2 separate regions of the Homo sapiens genome follow, and region 1 is linked to region 2. Evidence: read pairs that join two places in POLR2A ChIA-PET (ENCODE). Cell type or tissue: PC-9. All regions are shown on one strand. Each heading gives the region's core, and the rest is flanking DNA. Links, peaks and the distances in the headings are about the cores only.

The links. Peaks named below come from ENCODE experiments on the same cell type or tissue, not always from the same donor. Only the 100,000 strongest peaks of a DNase experiment are listed, where the experiment ranks them.
Region 1: POLR2A ChIA-PET joins it to region 2 with 12 read pairs; 2 of 35 experiments call an interaction of 5 or more read pairs at or near these places.

The regions. Positions count from the first base shown.
Region 1 is chr12:88,547,737-88,556,898 of GRCh38, reverse strand. The region is part of intron 1 of KITLG (KIT ligand); the gene reads left to right. Among named protein-coding and RNA genes, the nearest start is that of KITLG, 28 kb to the left of the region's middle. In PC-9, for the core only: no CTCF peak of the experiment used is centred there; DNase peaks (open chromatin) are centred at 2,388 and 3,928.
Region 2 is chr12:88,930,096-88,939,257 of GRCh38, reverse strand. No RefSeq gene overlaps it. Among named protein-coding and RNA genes, the nearest start is that of LINC02458, 85 kb to the left of the region's middle. In PC-9, for the core only: no CTCF peak of the experiment used is centred there; a DNase peak (open chromatin) is centred at 4,717.

The DNA of each region.
Region 1 (9,162 bases), core at 498-8,497, 380 kb after region 2:
TCATATTGACATCTTTTAGTGCTTGTTTTATTCATTGCCCTCTCCCTTTGGTATTTTTTTTCCATTGGCTGCTGTACCCCACAATCAACTGATTTCCCTCTCATGTATTTGGCTTCACATTCTCTCATCTCCTACACAGATAGTTCATGATAGAATGGTATCTATCTATGGTATGGTAGTATTCACTAAGGTTTTTGGTGATAAACTCCCAGACTCCTGCTGCCTCTTCTCTTCCTACATATCTGGATCAGCAGATAGCACCACTTTTTACACAGTCACCCAAACTGGAACCTGGAAGTCATTTGTGCCTCTTCCCCTTTTGACCCTACCCTCTTTTCATTAGTCACCAAGATCTTCCGTTCTACTTCCATATCCTGTTGAACGTGTTCATTTCTCTCCATTCTCACTGCCACTGCCCTAGTTAAGGCCCTTATCATCTCAGCTTTGGATTACTTCAGTGACCTCCTAATGGGCCTCATGCCCCCAGGTTTGTTGCCCTCTCTCCCCCAGTCCATCCTTCATTCTGATGCCTGATAAACCTTTTAACAATAAATCAGATCTTGACACTCCCTTGCTTAAAATCATTCCAGGTCTCCCCAGTGCTTTTAAAATGAAATCTAAATCAATTAGCAAGGAGGGCCTCTGCATATCTCTCTAGCCTTGCCTTTTTTTTTTTTTTTGCTTATTCTTTGAAACTTATTTTCCAATGGAGTAAAAAAATCACAGAATTCTAAGAACATGCCTTGTTTCCACACTTCTGTGGGCACCTGCTACTTCCTCTCTCAGGGGTCTTCTCCCTCACTAACTTTGAGTTGGCTGCCCCCGATCACCTTTGGAGAAGCTTCTCCCCCCAGAAACTATCAGCCCCTCCCTCAAATGCCCCTGTCCCCCAAATGCCCCCCTCCCCAAGTCAGGTTTAGCTGTACTTGGGGCAGGGGGCAGTTGAGGGAGGGGCTGGGCCTTTTCTCTCTGACTCCCACCACTGTGCTGTGTTCTCTAGTAGCTTGAGCTTCCTGAGGCCAGTGATCATAGTCTTTCTGTCTTTATCTTATGTATTTATTAGATACTCCATACATGTCTGTTAAATGAAGAAGTGGCCCCTGGGATAATGTTACTAGAAGTCTGAAAGCACCCAATTTTGTTTTTATAAGAAGAAACAACTTATCGCTTTATTTTTTGGGTTTCTCCCCTCCCTCTAGCTATGTAAATTTTTGTTTAAGCTATAGCTAAGTGTAACTTGATTTACCTGCTCGACTCATTTATTCAACCTGGTAATAACTTGACATGTAATTTCAATTTGAAACTGATTGAGTTAAAGAGACCTATATGCCTTCTGTAACATGACCCTTTAAAATAAAATTTAGTAGTTCATTAAATATAAATGAAGTCAGTTTTATTATCTAACTGGCCTAGTATTTTTCTTTCCAGCATAGATAGTGTAGGTTTTGGTTTATATCCAATCCAGCAATTTCCTAGCAAAGTGGCCATAAGGAAGTTACCTAATCTCTCCCGAATTGTGTTTTGCTCACCTGCAGAGTAGGGTAATAATATCTACCTGGTTGATGGGAGGATTACAGGAAATAATATCTGCAAACTGCTTGTCCTATGCACAGCCCCTTAGAAGTCAATATATTTTGAGTTATTTCCACTTTAAGTAGTATTTACATGTAGAACGAGGACTGATTATTAAAGGGTGAATTTCCCCAAATTTTTCTCATGCATTGAATACCTTGAAATCTTTAAATTCCCGTTACATTAAATTCCCTTATTATATTACATTGTCTGCCTTTTCATATTAAGCAACTTCTTTCTAGTTTTTTTTTGTTATAAGAGCATATTCATTACATATTTTAATGATCACCCATATTTTAAAACATTTTTAGCTTACTTCTTCACAAAAGGGAAGTTAGAAGAGTATCTTTACAAGATTTTGGCACCCACCAATTTGGACTCCAAGTTGGTCTGAGTTTCAATTAGTTACTCTGGTAACATCTGTTTTATTGATAGTAGTTAAGTTTCAAAAACTAACAAATCTACTAAATGTTTCAGTTGTCCCTTTAAGATTACTTAACAGTGCTTAGAGAAGAATTTTAGTCTGTGTAAGATGATTAGGTATTTTCCTTATAATGTTTAATGGTAAATTTTTAAGCAATTAAAAAGATCTGAAAAAAGAAGTCATATAGAACTGAATGGTTATTCACCAAATGAGGATCCTGTTGTTGGTTTACATAGATTATTTTTGGAAGATATGGTTCATATGAGTTAAGAAGACCTGAACTCAGGACCAATTACCATACCTGTATCTTGGTAACTTGCTTTCCTGTCTTTGGGTAGTTGAGCCAGTTGGCTCTCTTCCAAAATACATTTGGGCTACAAGGGAACTGCCTGCTTCAATAGCTGGTATGCAGGATTAAAGAGAAGATGAATGTTGTTTTTGGCAGCAGCTGCTGTTTTGTTCAGGGCAGCTCTAATACCATTTCGTAGGTCTGTGCATAAAGAAAATGAGCTACACAAACACTTAACTCTCTTTTTGACTTTGTGACGTCTGTAATATGGACCCTGACAATGCATATTTTAAAATCACTTCTCATATTCATAGAGAAAAAAAGGCTTTTTTTCTGTATTTTATTTTTTTGTTTTTCCAAGTTTAGAGGATTGGTATCTTCTGGTTTCTTGAACAGCATATGTCCCCCTGATATTCTTAGGCTGCATGCATTTTAATTTCTACTGAAGGAAAGGAATCTGCAGTGTGACTTATGTGTTGCAACACACGTTCAGATTAAGTCCATGGTTTGTTTTGGGTGTTTGTAGCTCCTTTTCCTGGCATGTGGCCTTTTACTGTAAGGAAAGCTCTGTGTTCAGGAGGGATTGGTTATTGAGTGAATAGTCCACTGGAGTCTGCTGATGTTTGTTCTCAACAAAAATGAAAATTAAGCAAGACCTTTGCCTTTGAGGTCTTCAACCTCATCTTCTTGTAAATCCCTCCCACCCCAGACTTCTTTAAAGTACTTTTCTAGTACTGTCTGCTACTGTCTGCTCCCAGAAAAGGACCAGCCACATCTGTCACTGATGTTAACATAAATTTTAGTCAGTATTACTTCCCTCTACCAGAACTGTTTCTACTGCATGCCTTGGTTGTAACAGTGCACACAGATTTCTCATTATTTTTTTTCCTAATCATGTAAATGATTTGAAGGCAACATTTAGCAATGAAAGGATTATTGGAATTTTGTGTGTTGTGGGGGAATAAACGGGGGACACTTTTGATGCATGTTTCTGAAAACAAAAATCGAGAACTACCCAGGACGATATGTGTCTATACAATGAAAGACTATCCAGAAATGAGGGGTTATCACACAATGAGCTTGACCTAGAGAGAAAAGTTGTACAATGATAAAACAAAGTAGCCAAAGAAAAATGTCATATACAGCTGCAGAGAATGTTAACAGAAAAAAAAAATAGATGATTACCCAAACTGAAAAGATACATTTTAGAGCAGAAGTCACAAACACAGGGACATTTTGCTTCAGTGTATCTCCATTAGGGTGTGTGTGAGCGTGTGTGCACACCCACATATTTAGGCACCCTATTCCCTCAGAGTTTCCAGAAATTGGAAGAAGAGGAAGAGAAAACAAAGATAAATATTTTGTTGATATATTGGAACATGTCATTTAATTGGAAGTCAGTTGTCTGTTAACTGAAGCTACTCTAAACACAGTTCAGAACTAAGAAATAAATGAAAAAGGTGTGTGAACTCAAAGTCAGTGTCAAAATATTCATGTGCTAAAGGTCATACTCTTTGTATATGGGAGATCTACTCTATAAAGTCTTTTCTCAGAAAGTTTTACTCAAACATTTTTGAAGTACTTGTCTTCTGGTTTCCTAGCCGATGCAAAGCCCATAAACCACACAACAAATAATTGCATAACACCCATAGTTTGAATAGTTTCTCATTTGATTCTTACTACTAGTTCATGAGATGGGTAAGGCAAAAATTATTTTTACTATCATTTTATAGGCTGATAAATGGATACTCAGGGAGATTAGCTGACTTGTTTGAAGTCACATGGGAAGGGACTGAGAGGTTTTCTGGATCCATGTTCTGCCCATGGTTTCCAAAAGCGTTTTTTTTTTTTAATTTCTTCTTGCCCTTGGAAACCTTTGTTTAAACAGAATCTTACTCAGAGGCATGAACAAATAAAACAACAAAAAAAGCTGAGCTGCTCTGCTTAAAATAAAGGGTGCGGGCCAATAATTCTGGCAGAGGCAATTCACTTTCCTCATTTGGAATAGCTTGACCATCACTACACTACACCTTTCATTCATTCATTCATTCCAAAAGTATTTCAATTGAGCTGTGTTTTATTTTTCTATTGCTGCTGTAATAAATTACCAAAAATTTAGTGACTGGCCGGGTGCAGTGGCTCATACCTGTAATCTCAGCATTTTGGGAGGCTGAAGTGGGTGGATTACCTGAGCTCAGGAGTTCAAGACCAGCCTGGCCAACATGGTGAAACTCTGTCTCTACCAAAAATACAAAAAAAAAAAGAAAAGAAAAAGGCCAGCCATGGTGGCAGGCACCTATAATCCCAGCTACTTGGGAGGCTGAGGCAGGAGAATCACTTGAATCTGGGAGGCGGAGGTTGCAGTGAGCCGAGATTGCACCACTGCATCCCAGCCTGAGCAACAGAGAGAGACTCTGTCAAAAAAAAAAAAAAAAAATTATCATAATTTTGAAGATCAAATGTTCAAAATAAGGCTCACTTACATCAAAGTATCAGTTGGACTATGTTGCTTTCCAAAGGCTCTAGGGGAGAATCTATTTCTTTCTCTTTTGCAGCTTCTAGAAGCTGCCTACATTTCTTGACTCTTGGTCCCTTCTCTCTATTTTCAATGCCAGCAAGGACATGTTGAGTCCTTTTCAGGTCACATTTCCCCGACCCTTCTTCCATCATCGCACCTCTCTCTGAACAGAGCTGGAAAATAGTCTCCATTTTTAAGGACCATGGGGATTAGATTGGACCCAGGGAATCTAGGATAGTCTCTTCATCTCTAGTTCTTAACGTAATCATGTCTGGAAAGTCCATTTTGCCATGTGTGGTGATGTATTCACAAGTTCCAAGAATTAGGACATGGACATCTTTGGGGCCATTATACTTCCTGCTGTAAGCTCCCATATGGGACACATGTTGTGTTCATCATCAAGAGTGCAGGAGACTAGAAATAGGCATGTTAGCAGTAACAATATGTTGCAAGTAATGACCTGACAATCTGGGGGAAACAGGAAAACTAAGGAACAAACAAATGAAACCTAAAATAAATTTTTAAAAGTTATACAAACAAGTACAGTAATTTGGAACCACTTGGAGAAGGGAAGCTACAACTACATAACTGAGATACTTTGAAAGTCTTCCTTTTATTTGATGAACCTGAACCGTCACAGAAAAGCAAAGTTTAATATTTCAATTCACTGTTTAAGAAATCAAAGTGTGTGTACAATATTAGAAAGACTTCTGTGTAGAAAAGTTAATACTGAAAAGTTTCTTTTTTATATAAAGAAGTAAGCTCTGCATTTCAGCTCTCTCCTGAGTATACTGATGAAGGAGGTGTCATTACTGCTTGGCAAAAATCTCAATATTTCTAACTTGATTATCTCCCTGTCCTAATGTTTAGCTATGCCAGAATGAATTCTTTAATTTTATGAAAGGTGGATATTTTTAATGGTAGCAAAGTATATGCAAAATTAAATTACAATATGAATTTATTTATAATGGCTTTAAAATAAAGGGCTTTAAGAAATATAGGTTTTTCAGAGATATTTGAATGTTCATAAGCTAACATAGATTTAATTTTAGCATTGACCCAGTGGATTTTTACAAAATGAACAAAACTGTGTCTTTGTAAGATATTTGAATTTAACTGATGCAAAAAAAATTTATGTTGCCCTGATCAAATCATTCTTCAATTATTATAGCAGTCTGTGTTGATATATTTTAAGGAACTATCAAAGGACATATATTAAAAATTATGATGACTTGAATAATATAGACTATTCAGCTGTGGCATGGAATATGGAACAGACTTGTCTCCATATGCTTGATATTTGCAAAAGTATTAAAGTTTTAGAGATCTGCTATCGCATCACAGTTCTCACAAACCATCTAACAGATTTGCAGGAGTTCTGGGACAGTGTAGAGGGGCTAAAAGGACAGGAGTTAGAATTGGACAGACCTGGGCTTACTGATTTCACCACTCAGAAGTCACCAAACCTCCCTGTACCTCAACTCCTTCATCTTTAAAATTAGGATATATGAAAGTTATTTTTTTCCTTATTAGATATCCAAGATGCTTGGTGTATAGTAAATGTTCAGTAACTTTTAGCTCTATTCATGGAATTGTTCCCAAAACACAACCAGCATCTGCATTCACATTCCAGCGCTCTGCCTGATAGCATTGAACTACCTATACTCCTATTTAAAGCCACACTTCCTACTTGAGAACTGAATCTCACCCCTTCTTTCCTGCTCAAGGCTGTTGCCCAAGCAGTCCCCTCTCTTCTGACCTATATTGCCAATTGCTTCCTCCTACTGGATCATTCCCATAGGCATACACTCATTCTGGTATTTCAACCTTCTTACAAATAAAACTCTCTTCACCCCCAATTTCTTGCCAGCTACTTCCCCATCTTGGTTTTATTTATTTATGTGTTTGTTTATCCAGTTGCTCTCCTTTGAAGGAAAACTCTTCAAAACAGCTGTTCATACTCACTGTTTCTGGTTAATCTCATCTCCTGCTTTCTAAAACCCACTGTAGACTGGCTTTTTCCCATACCACTTCAATAAAACTGCTCTTGTTAATATTACCAGTGACCTTAATGTTGCCAAACCAGTGGTCAGTTATCAGTCCTTATCTTACTCGGCCTATAACTGGCATTTGACATAGTTTGACCCTATTTTCCTTAAAGTACTTTTTTAAAGTCTTGGCTTCCTTCCATGATCTTTTTGCTTTGCTCTCTTGGACTCTTTTGTGGGTTCTCACTCTTCTGTCAGATCCCTTAAGGTTAGAACACCATAGCATGCGCAGTTCTTTGTTCTTTTTTATACTTTTACTCACTCCCTTGGTGATCTCATCCACTCATTTGCTTATATATGGAAGGTTATCATATTTATATCTGCACCCCAAGTTTCCCTCCTAAGTCCAGATTTAAATATCTTGACCTGGCATTATCACTAGAATATCTCAAAGACATCTTAAACTTAACATACTCAAAATTTAACTCCTGATCTGCCTCCCAAACCTTCTCTACCCCCAGTCTTCCCCATATCAGTTGATGGCAACACCATCTTTCCATACCAAAGTTCTTATAGTCATCTTTGACTCTTTCTCTCAAATCGTACTCTGTCAGGAAATTCTCATGGTTCAGCCTTCAGAAGATGTCCAGAATCTAACCACTTTCAGTCAATGTATTACTATAACCCTTTCTTGATTGGATTACAGCAGCAACCTCCCAACTTGTCGGTTTCATTTTCTACCTGTTGTCACCCTAAAGTCTATTTTTATTATAGCAATCAGACTGATCTTATTTAATTAATTTATTTTTATTCTGAAGTATATATCCCTCCTCTGCTCAAAATCTTGCAATGAATCCTATTTTATTCAAGTAAGAGTCAATGTCTGGGCAATAGGCTTCAACGCCCTACATGAGCTGTCCTCTCCATTGTCTCTCTGACATCATCATCTTCTACTGCTCCCTAATTTACTCTTGCTATGTCTTAAATAACAGATGCCTTAAATAGACCTTAGGACCTTGGCACCAGCTTTTCTCTCTGTATGCAGTACTCTTCCCACAGATGTCTGCGTGGATCACTGCCTTAGCTTTGTCCAATCTTTGGTGAAATTTTGTCTTCTTAATGAGACACTTATCAATATTACCCTGTTAAAAATTTCAAGCTGTTTCCACCCATACTGCAATCTCTGGAAAGAAAAGAGTACAGTTAGTTCTATGGCTCTTCTCGAGACTCAGAGATGCCTGGTGATTTGACCCTCCCTATAAGTCTTCTTTCAACAAGGACTCAAGAAACTTTTAGGTGTACATCTATACTTCCTCCAAGGGAATTCAGCTGAAGTTACTAGGTAGCAGGCACTGATGTGTGCTTTATTACAAGCATATGTCATGCACTGATATGTATTAATATTTTATTGTTGAGACTGGTACTGGTGGGGGTAGCTGCTCTAGAAAATGAATAGAAGTTCATGCCATATCCCTAAAAAGCTGCTCAGCTAGCAAGGTATAAGCAGAAGGAATGATTCTACCTACCCAACATCACCTATCATTGCCACACGTATCTTGAGTGTTCAGTGACTTTCTGATATTAGAGATGGCCTGGGAGTCTGCTCTGCTTGTGCTGTATGTACTCTTTTGTTATCTAACTTTTTTTTTTTTTGGTGATGTAGTCTAGCTTTTGTCGCCAGGCTAGAGTGCAGTGGCGCAATCTTGGCTCACTGCAACCTCCGCCTCACGGGTTCAAACGATTCTCCTGCCTCAGCCTCCCGAGTACCTGGGATTACAGGCATGCACTGCCACACCCAGCTAATTTTTGTATTTTTAGTAGAGATGGGGATTCACCATGTTGGCCAGGCTGGTCTCGATCTCCTGACCTCGTGATCCGCCCACCTCGGCCTCCTAAAGTGCTGGGATTACAGGCATGAGCCACCACGCCCGGCCAACCTAACCTTTCTTAAAACTCAGCAGTACACTTGGTGCTGGGCAAAGCCTTGGTGCTGGGCAAAGCAGTACACATGGTGACTCATGACTGTGATTGTCACTCTGAACCCAAGATCACCAGTAAGGCAGAGTAGACATTATGATCCCAATCCCCTTTACCTTGCTCTAATCTTATTTTTCCCATAGCTTTTGACACCTTTTGACATACTGTATAACCTAGTTACTTATGTTTGTTGATTAAGCCTTATGAGGGCAGGAATTTTGTTCATTATATAGGCCTAGCACCTAGGACAATGCCTGGTATACACCAGATACTCAATAAATACTTGTTAGATGAATGAGAAAACAAACGTTTCTTTAGTATTTATTCAATGCCAGGCGTAAAGGATTGCGAAGACCAGTAACAGAATTTCTGCCATTACATTTCTTTGAGCAAA
Region 2 (9,162 bases), core at 431-8,430:
ACCAACCCAAATGTCCAACAATGATAGACTGGATTAAGAAAATGTGGCACATATACACCATGGAATACTATGCAGCCATAAAAAATGATGAGTTCATGTCCTTTGTAGGGACATGGATGAAATTGGAAATCATCATTCTCAGTAAACTATCGCAAGAACAAAAAACCAAACACCGCATATTCTCACTCATAGGTGGGAATTGAACAATGAGAACACATGGACACAGGAAGGGGAACATCACACTCTGGGGACTGTTGTGGGGTGGGGGAAGGGGGGAGGGATAGCATTGGGAGATATACCTAATGCTAGATGACGAGTTAGTGGGTGCAGCGCACCAGCATGGCACATGTATATATATGTAACTAACCTGCACAATGTGCACATGTACCCTAAAACTTAAAGTATAATAATAATAATAATAATAATAATAATAATAATAATAATAAAGAAATTCTGTTAGATACCTAAAGGCACTAAATTTTACAGGGTCTGTGGTGTGGCCATGTGGCAGATAAGGCTGGAAAGGTAGATTAAAACCTAAGGTAGTGACAATATTAAAAGTTAGGCTAGGACTTTGAGATTTAATTCATTAGAGTGGACAATAGCTTTTGAGAAAGAGATGTCAAATCTGGCAGAACGTGTTGATCATAGTAAAGCCAGCAGGGCTTGGAGTAGCCCTGAGTTGCAAAGTGACAGCTCATGAAAAGAATTAAAGTCCAGAGATGTTTTTTGTTTGGCTAATATGCTGAGTGTGTGTGTGTGTGTGTGTGTGTGTTTAACTAAAATTGTTAATGTTTAAAACTTAGACATTTTCATAAATATCAATATTTTAAAATTATCTTTAAAAAATCTTTTCTGACACATGGGAGACTGTAAAAGTAAAAACATAAATAAATAGACAAATAATCTGGCAACACAGAACATGCATTACTGTGCAGTAATTATCAACAGGAGCTTATGGGAAGTTGATTAATTTAGACAGAACATGCTCTTGCTAGCCAAATTCACTTATGTGTGTGACCTGCCCATAAGGTGTGACCAATGCCACACATTAGGCATTGAGACAGATTACTCCACTAGATGTAGGACTATTGGTAGTAAGGAGTGAGCAAGAGAGTAGCATCAGAAATATCAGTTATGGATTGAGTCAAGAAAAAGAGGGAGACAGACAATATTGATATGATTTGCATATGCCTGCAACGTCTTTTAAGGCTCACCTAGGACACACTTGCATAAGCTGGTTGGGTTCAATATGTCTTCCTTGTGTAAGTACCCCTTTGCCCTCCACCTCCTTCTGCATTGTTTTCTAATGATTTGAATATGTTTATTCTCCTTTTAGATTGCTTAATCAATAGCGATTTTTTGGTTACCTCATCTAAAAGGAAAGCAAGCTAAAAAAATTAGCACTGAATTGGAATTTAAATGTAAGAAATAAAACGTTGTATATACTAATAGAAATTTTAGGAAAACATTTGTGGAAGAATAGTTTTAGGGAAGAAGAGATCTTACTGCTCAAGACTTGAAGCCCAGAGCCAAAAAAAGAGACATATTTAACTGCATAAAAGTAAAATATAATTTTATAGCAAAAGATATTATAAACAAAGTAAAGAATCAAATGATTCACTGGGAAATGTTTTCACAGTGCACATGACGTAAAGAATTACTCTTCTTGAATATATAAAGAGCACCTACAAACTGATAAAAAATGATTTATCAAAAAAATAGATATATATAATAAAAACACTGGCAATCATCAATTCATGGAAGAAACCCAGCTGATCTAAAAACATAAAAAGCTGCCCAATTATATTCATAGTCAGGAAAAGGCAAAGCAAAACAACAGTCAGATATCACTTTTAGCTTTTTAAATTGCAAAAGTTAAACAAAAAATTGTAACATTTAAGTGCTGGTGCAACATCATTTTCATATATTGCTGATGGGAACATAAATTGCTATACCCTTTTAGAGAGTAATATGGTAATGTGTATTAAAGTAAAAATAAACACAATTTTGACACAGCAGTCCTACTTCTGATAATCTAGCCTATAATAATGAATGCCCTGGTGCATAAAGCTATGCCACATGTATACTAGTATGTTTGTTACAGCTCTATATGAAGTGGCAAAGCACTGGAAACAACTCGAATGCCCATTGTTAGAGAAATGGTAGAATAAATTATGATATATTTATACTGTTGGATGTTATATAATGTTATGTGAGAAATACAAGATGCTGAGGGAGATAGGTAAATGACAGATAGGTAGAGAATTATAATCATGTAATTAGAAAACAAATGTGTGTATATATATATATATATATATATATATATATATATATATATATATATGTATGCATGTGATTCCATATGGAATTGGATTCCATATGGAACATAGAACATAATGGATCCCATAGGGAACATAGAACACATGGAAGAATATAGAGAAAGATATGGAATCAAATGCACCATTTTATTTAAGTGAAAATGGTGAAGAAGGTGGAGAAGGAGATTATTTAAACGATTTAAAAATATTTGTGCTTTCTTACTTGTTCTGAGTACATTCTCCTTTACAATTAACAAAAATTAAGAAAATTTGGCAAAATACTTCATTTTATTTCCCACACAGCGTTTCCTCATAAAGTCTCGTAAAACGTAAACTTGTCTATTTAGATAGAAATACCTCATCAGATTTACTATCTATACTAAACTTATTAGTAATTCTTCATATAGCTTCTTTCGTCCCCAAATTCCCAAACACCTTAGAAACATTGTCTGGGAGCTCTTTCAATGAGATAACGTGTTCAGAGATGGTAAATGGAGTGGGTACTGCCACTCCTTGTTGCCATCTCCTAGCAGACACACCCTGCCCTCCACCCATTCCCATGGATCCTGCTGTAGTCAGAGTGAGATTCAACAGTGGTCTTGAGGCTTTTTTCTATGAACCAACCAGAATTGAAGGGGAAACGACACCATTTACTCTTCCTGGGCGAGTAAAAACAGCATGTATTGGGGTATGAATCACACATTTATCCTTGTGTGACCTGGAGTACGTTAGTAAGCCTGTCAGAACTTTAGTTTCCTATAAATTTGGACATTATCTCCTTGAAAATTTTCTTATGAAGAGTAAGTGAAATCTTATTCTAACTGCAAGGCCCCTTTGTCATCTCTCTATATTTGCTTATATCCAGTTAAGGCTTTGGCTTAAAGTGCTTACTATGAAAGTAGCTTAAAGAGCTTAAAGTAGATTAAAGTAGCTTAAAGTAGCTCAAAGTAGCTTAAAGAGCTACTTTGCTCTTATTTATGCTTGGTCCTTCATTCATGCATTTGGATGTATGGCTGAGTGGAAGACATCGATTCCGTTTGATCTGGAAAACAATGATTCTCATTTTCTATCCATTATACCCATTGTCTCTTGGGCAATGTCACCAGGAACAGCTCTGCCAAAATTTATGATCCTCAATCCTGCTTATCTGTTGGCAATGTTTCATTGACAATCACCCATCTGGTTAAATACCACTCAGACTTCATTCTCATGTTACATTCACCTTGAGCTTTCTTAGCAGATTCTAAATTATTTTAACTTCTTTTTGCCTCCACTATGTACTGAAAGCCTTTGGCAAGTGCCTAAAATATGTATTTTGGGTTACATAAGAAATACTCTACTGGAGTTGATATGAACTCCAATGGAGGCAAATGAACAAATCCAGAATAGCGCCTAGAAGATTAGAAGATGTCAGGTTCTCATCTATCCATCTATCCATTCATTCATCCACCCCTTTCCAACTGAGTGCATAAATACTCAGTGGTAGACCCAGAAATAGATGTTGGAGATTTAACAGTCAATAAGACTGACAAATTCCCTTCCTTCTCTTGTGGAGTCTCTAGTGAGAGAAAACAGGCAAAAAATAATTGACACTAAACAAGTAAATAATGTGATTTTAGTTCTAAGTGCTATGGAAAAAAATAGAGAGCACATGAAAACAAGAAGACTATCTTCAAGCCAGAAAGTAAAAATGCTTAGATTTAGTGATCAAACTAGAGTTCTAGAAAACAGGAAGCTAGCAAGATGGGGAGAAGTAATCAGATCTCAGGTGATTGAAAATAACATAGTGACCAGCAGAATACACTGAAATCGGCCAGATGCAAAGGAATGATTACCCTCAATCTGTCTTTCAGCTTCTAGCTGGGAAGAAATTTCTTTCAGGTTCTGGACCAATAGGTGGGTAGGAGTGAGGAAAATGGCTACATCTAATTAAGGAAAGACTGCCGGAGAAGTAGGAAGGATTTTCTTTCCAGGATGTTCTGGATCTAGTACATATTTGGCAGGTTTTCATAATTTTCTTTATATTAGAAAGTGGATCAAAGGTCAGGTATGATTATTGCACAAACATAAAAAAAAATTCCCTCCTCTGGGGGTGTCACAAATGAAGCCCCTTACGAATTCTTCACACGGGTTACAGGCATTATCACAATGCTTAGGCATATGATAAAACTACAGCAACAAATTAGGTGCAATTAAACGTTTTCAACTCTCTCACACACCTGAAACCAAAGCTATGAAAAAAGAGGCATATCCCAGGTAATTAATTGCCAAGAAACATTTAATGATCTCTCCTCTGCTACATTTAACATGAGTCATGAGTGCTTTGTTCCAACTTAGTCATAAAGTTCCCTGGAGCCAAGGGCATGTTACTACGGCACACTAAAGGAAAAAAACCCTAAACACAGAGCTTAATTAATTTTCAACTTCTGCCACACAACTTCACACCTGAATTCCTTATCCTTTGGGCATACTTAATATAACCACAATGCACTGTAGTAACACCTACTTTATAGGCAGAACTTTCATCTACCCACAGTTTCCTCTTCTTTGTAAAACCATTTGGCTGACCATCACAAAATGGCAGTAACCAAGCTTCTCTCTTTGCAGCCTGACAGGTCAAGCACCCTACTAAATTCAAGAAAGAGACTGTTTTATACCATTATTTTGCTCTAATAACAGAGTGGGAACTCCTTTAATGTTAAGATTCTCTAGAGAAGGATGTTGTTTTAAAAGTATTGACCCACGAGAAGCAAAGGTACCTGGCAACTTTCAAAATGTGTGATATATTTGTGTCAGCTTTTTCTCCCAGGCCCGTTCTGTCTTTTGAGCATATTGAAAGAAAGCCTATCTTTTTTTTTTTAATCCAAATATGTAGCAGATGGGATGGTGGATAAATGTCAATTACTGTTGTCAAAATTTGCAAAGGCAGACCTCATTGGCTTTGGGCTTAGCACGCTACATGACAATGGAAATGGATACGACATTTGCATTTAATAAAGCGTTTGCTGAGGAAATTGAGTTGAGTCTGAAGGTTCTGCTGGTGACAGAAAGGAGATTAATGTCAAACTTCAAAGGTGGGGAAAAACTTTTAAAACTTTCAAATTTGAGCTTTTCTAAACCCACATTTAAAAACGTTGCCTTAAAACTGAAAAAAATATTATTTTGTGCTTTTTAAGATAAGTTGGGTTTTTCCATTTCAGTGCATTTGTGAATAACTCTGAGAACTATTTTCTTTTATCTATTTGACTTGAAAATATAGCAAATACATACAGATTGTATATATTCTATGCCTGCACAGCTAGTTAGACTATAAAAAATCATGTCATTTGCTGGTATTTTGTTTTCTACTCCATTGACCAATTTTTCATTTTGCCCACCTGCTGTTTTCATATCCTGTACACACTGCATAAGAGCCCTTCCCCTCTATTCTAACTCGAATCCTCAACAGAGACATAGATTTATCATTCAGTTTGGCCTCACATGATTGCCCACAGGACCATCCTGGTTTCTTCTGGCCTTGACTAGAGATTGGATTTTTGTATTTTGAAATAATCTAGCCATAAAAAACCATCTGAGTTCTTCAGAGAAGATACCCTTTCTCTCTCATCCTCCAGAATCCTATCTGGATATGTTCAGAGGGAATGATCACTACACTCAGAGTGGAATGTTTCAGAAGCTTGAATTTGCAATCAATGTTCATTTCCAAGGGCAAGCTAGGGTTTCTCCTATGTGTCTGTGTTTGTGAGGAAAGGTGAGTTCTGTCAGCATTTAAAATCTCGGTGAAGTGCTCATGAAAGGAGGCATGTAGAAGGGCTATTTTTAAGAAAGCCTTATCATTAAAGCTTAAAATTTCCCTGAATTCATGGCCTCTGCAAAGGAACCGAATCCATGGAGGCAAAGGACAAACTCCCTGGAGAATTTGAGAGTTCTCAATTGATGCAGTTTTAGAATTTGCAGTTTTGAATTGTAAAGGCCAGCAAGCAGTCATGCTGCGTTGCCTCTTGCTTGGGCTGGCTCTGAGATTATTGATTCCAAAATCCTGACTGGCATGAGAATTACCTGGGGATTTCTCTAAAAATATAGTTTTCTTCCCTCACTCTCAGAAATTTTGATTTGGTATGTCTGGACTAAGGCCCCAAAATTCAGAACACAAACAAAAAATAAAAAAAAACAAAACAAAATAGAAATCTCCAGGTGACTCTCATGCTTTGCACAGCCAGGTTGGTGAGGCCATCGCTCTTATCACACTAACCAACTTGTTTTGAAACTGAACCCTGACCTCAGCCTCATTAGTACCACACTGCTGGATACTGAAGCTAACTGGTTTCATTTGGAAATATATAACCTTGTCTCTGATCTTGCTAGAGGGCATCCATGTGAGAAAATAACCGTTCACATTATTTGTTAGCATAGCTTGATATGTGATTTTAATACTGCCCTTTAGTTTTAAACTATACTATTTCAAAAAAGTGTTTTAATCTTCAAAAGAATATCTCCATTTGAGTGGAGAAAAAAGGGAAACCTAGTTTAAAAAAATCAGTGTGATAACCATGTCCCTAAAGCCTTCTTCTCTCAGTGAGGATGATTTTACACATTTTAATGACCTGCTTAAAAAATCTGAATTTAAATCTTTTTTTCCAAGCAGGAATTACATACGTTTTAATGATCTACCATAACTCTTAAAAAAAGTTCTTATCTTGTTAATTTTGCTCCCGTGGAAACAAAGGCTATGTGCAATGTGTGTGTGTCTATAAAGTCATTGAACACTGATTGTTCATTTTTTCTTTAAAAGCAGGCAGACATCATCCTACGGCAAGGTCATCTTACTGTTTGCAATGATACATGGTTCTGTACACTAGGCTTGCTTTTGCACCTCCTATGACCATTATTGATAGAGAAAATAAAAAAATAAAGAAGTCAGTTTGTACCAAGTGAAGGCTTAAGAAAAAAAGATGTCAAGAAGAAAACTCAAAACTCTGTCCTTAAAGAAGGTGAAAGATTTTAATGGTCCCGTTGATTTATCTAAGTCTACCTGGAACACATTAACCAAAATGGTTTACTGAGTAATCTCTTTCAAGCAAGACCACAGTAGAAATATTTCAAAGAATTTAGGAGCTCAGGAAATCTCTGTGCTCAGTGAAGCAGAGAAACGCCCTAAGCTGCAGATGAAAGCAATGCACACTGATTAGTATCAATGCAAAAAGAGATAAGGACATGTTCTTAGGGCCCTGCTGCTGTGCTCTGGGTCATTGGTTCACAAACTAGTGTGCGTATGAATCCCCTAGCAAGGTTGTAGAGAATGCAGATTCCTGGGCAGTGACCACTGAGATCCTAATTCATAAAGATTGAAACAACAAAATAATTTTAATTTGCTAGCCCTGTGGTTTAGCTTACACCTTGAGGTATACTGCTCTGGATAATTTATTTAGTGAAAATAAAATCAAATTTCAAAAGTAAATATTTTCCCCATATATAAAAGGAATGATAGGGTGGAAACTATAATTTCGGTCATAACTATCATTCATTTGTAGAAAATATGGAAACTTCAGAAAAATAGAAAGAATACAACTCATCCAATGGTCCTCATTGAAGCATTATGTGACACTTTCTATGAAGATCTCTCCTCTTCTTTTTTTTTCAGATTCTAGTGGATTTCTCTCTGTGGCTTACTACCTTTGGCTGGAAGTTACTCTCTATTTAGTATGTCGACTAGTCCCTCCCTTAAGTAATATATCTCCAATTTTCCTTTAACTAGTTCCACTTAGATATCCTACTATCATCTCAAACTTAAGCTTATCTGAAACCATTTGTATTTTTTTTTTAACCATTAAAACTGGCTCTTTTTATCTTCTTGTTAAGAGGAACAATATTTGCTCCAACACATGCAAGAAGCTTCAATACTTTTGTTTTTTACATTATCATTCTCTAACCCATTGCTACCGTCTCCTAATTCATTTTCTTCAAGTGCTCTTTACAACCATTCTTTCTGTTCATTGCAGATATCAGATGGTATACATTCACATGGCTGCACTGACTTTGAAATGTTCAAGCACCTTCATCAGCCCCTGCCCTGAGCCCTTAAGTACCCACTACCCTGTTGTTTCTCCTGAGACCTCCGCAACAACCTCACATGATCCAGCAGCTTAAGGGGTTATATTTGGCCCTCCTGCAGACCCCTGCCCCCCAGAACTCATGCTTCAGCCCTCAGAGAGCCTCACTTTTGACTGGTCAGTCTCCATGCTGCCCTTCATACCTAAGTGACTATAGCCATGACTTAAATCCAGCTTTTCTGAACTTGAATTATGTTATGCAACATCACCACATCTGCCTTCCTAAAAACCTGCTTTCATCATCTCCTCCTCTGAAACCTTATTGAAGTCATAGATAAGTACTAGACAAGTATTGAATCAAATTTACTTAATAATTGAATTGAATTAGGTAAACTCGATTCAGTAAACTATCAAGAGTTTACTATGTGATAAGTACCAATCATTTGGGGTAAAGGGAAATTACAAAAATGAACTATATAGAAAATTTAGATGGTTTAATATGAACACCAGTAAAGATAGGAGAAGGTGTAACGTGTAAGAAAAGAGGCAAAGAATAGTATATGTTAATAACTTGGTTGGAAAATTTTGTTCTGAATGTCATCTAAGGTCATTGGGGAGATGATTGCATGCCTTACACTGCAGCTCAGAAATCTTTAACTATTTTTCCATGGCCTTCAGGCCTCCTTATGTCCCAGTAATACCCCTGACTTTCCCTTCTAGCTTCATAATTTAACCCATCTTTTTCCCACGGAAACGACCACAGTGTCAATGAGCAATCAAATTTCTTAGAC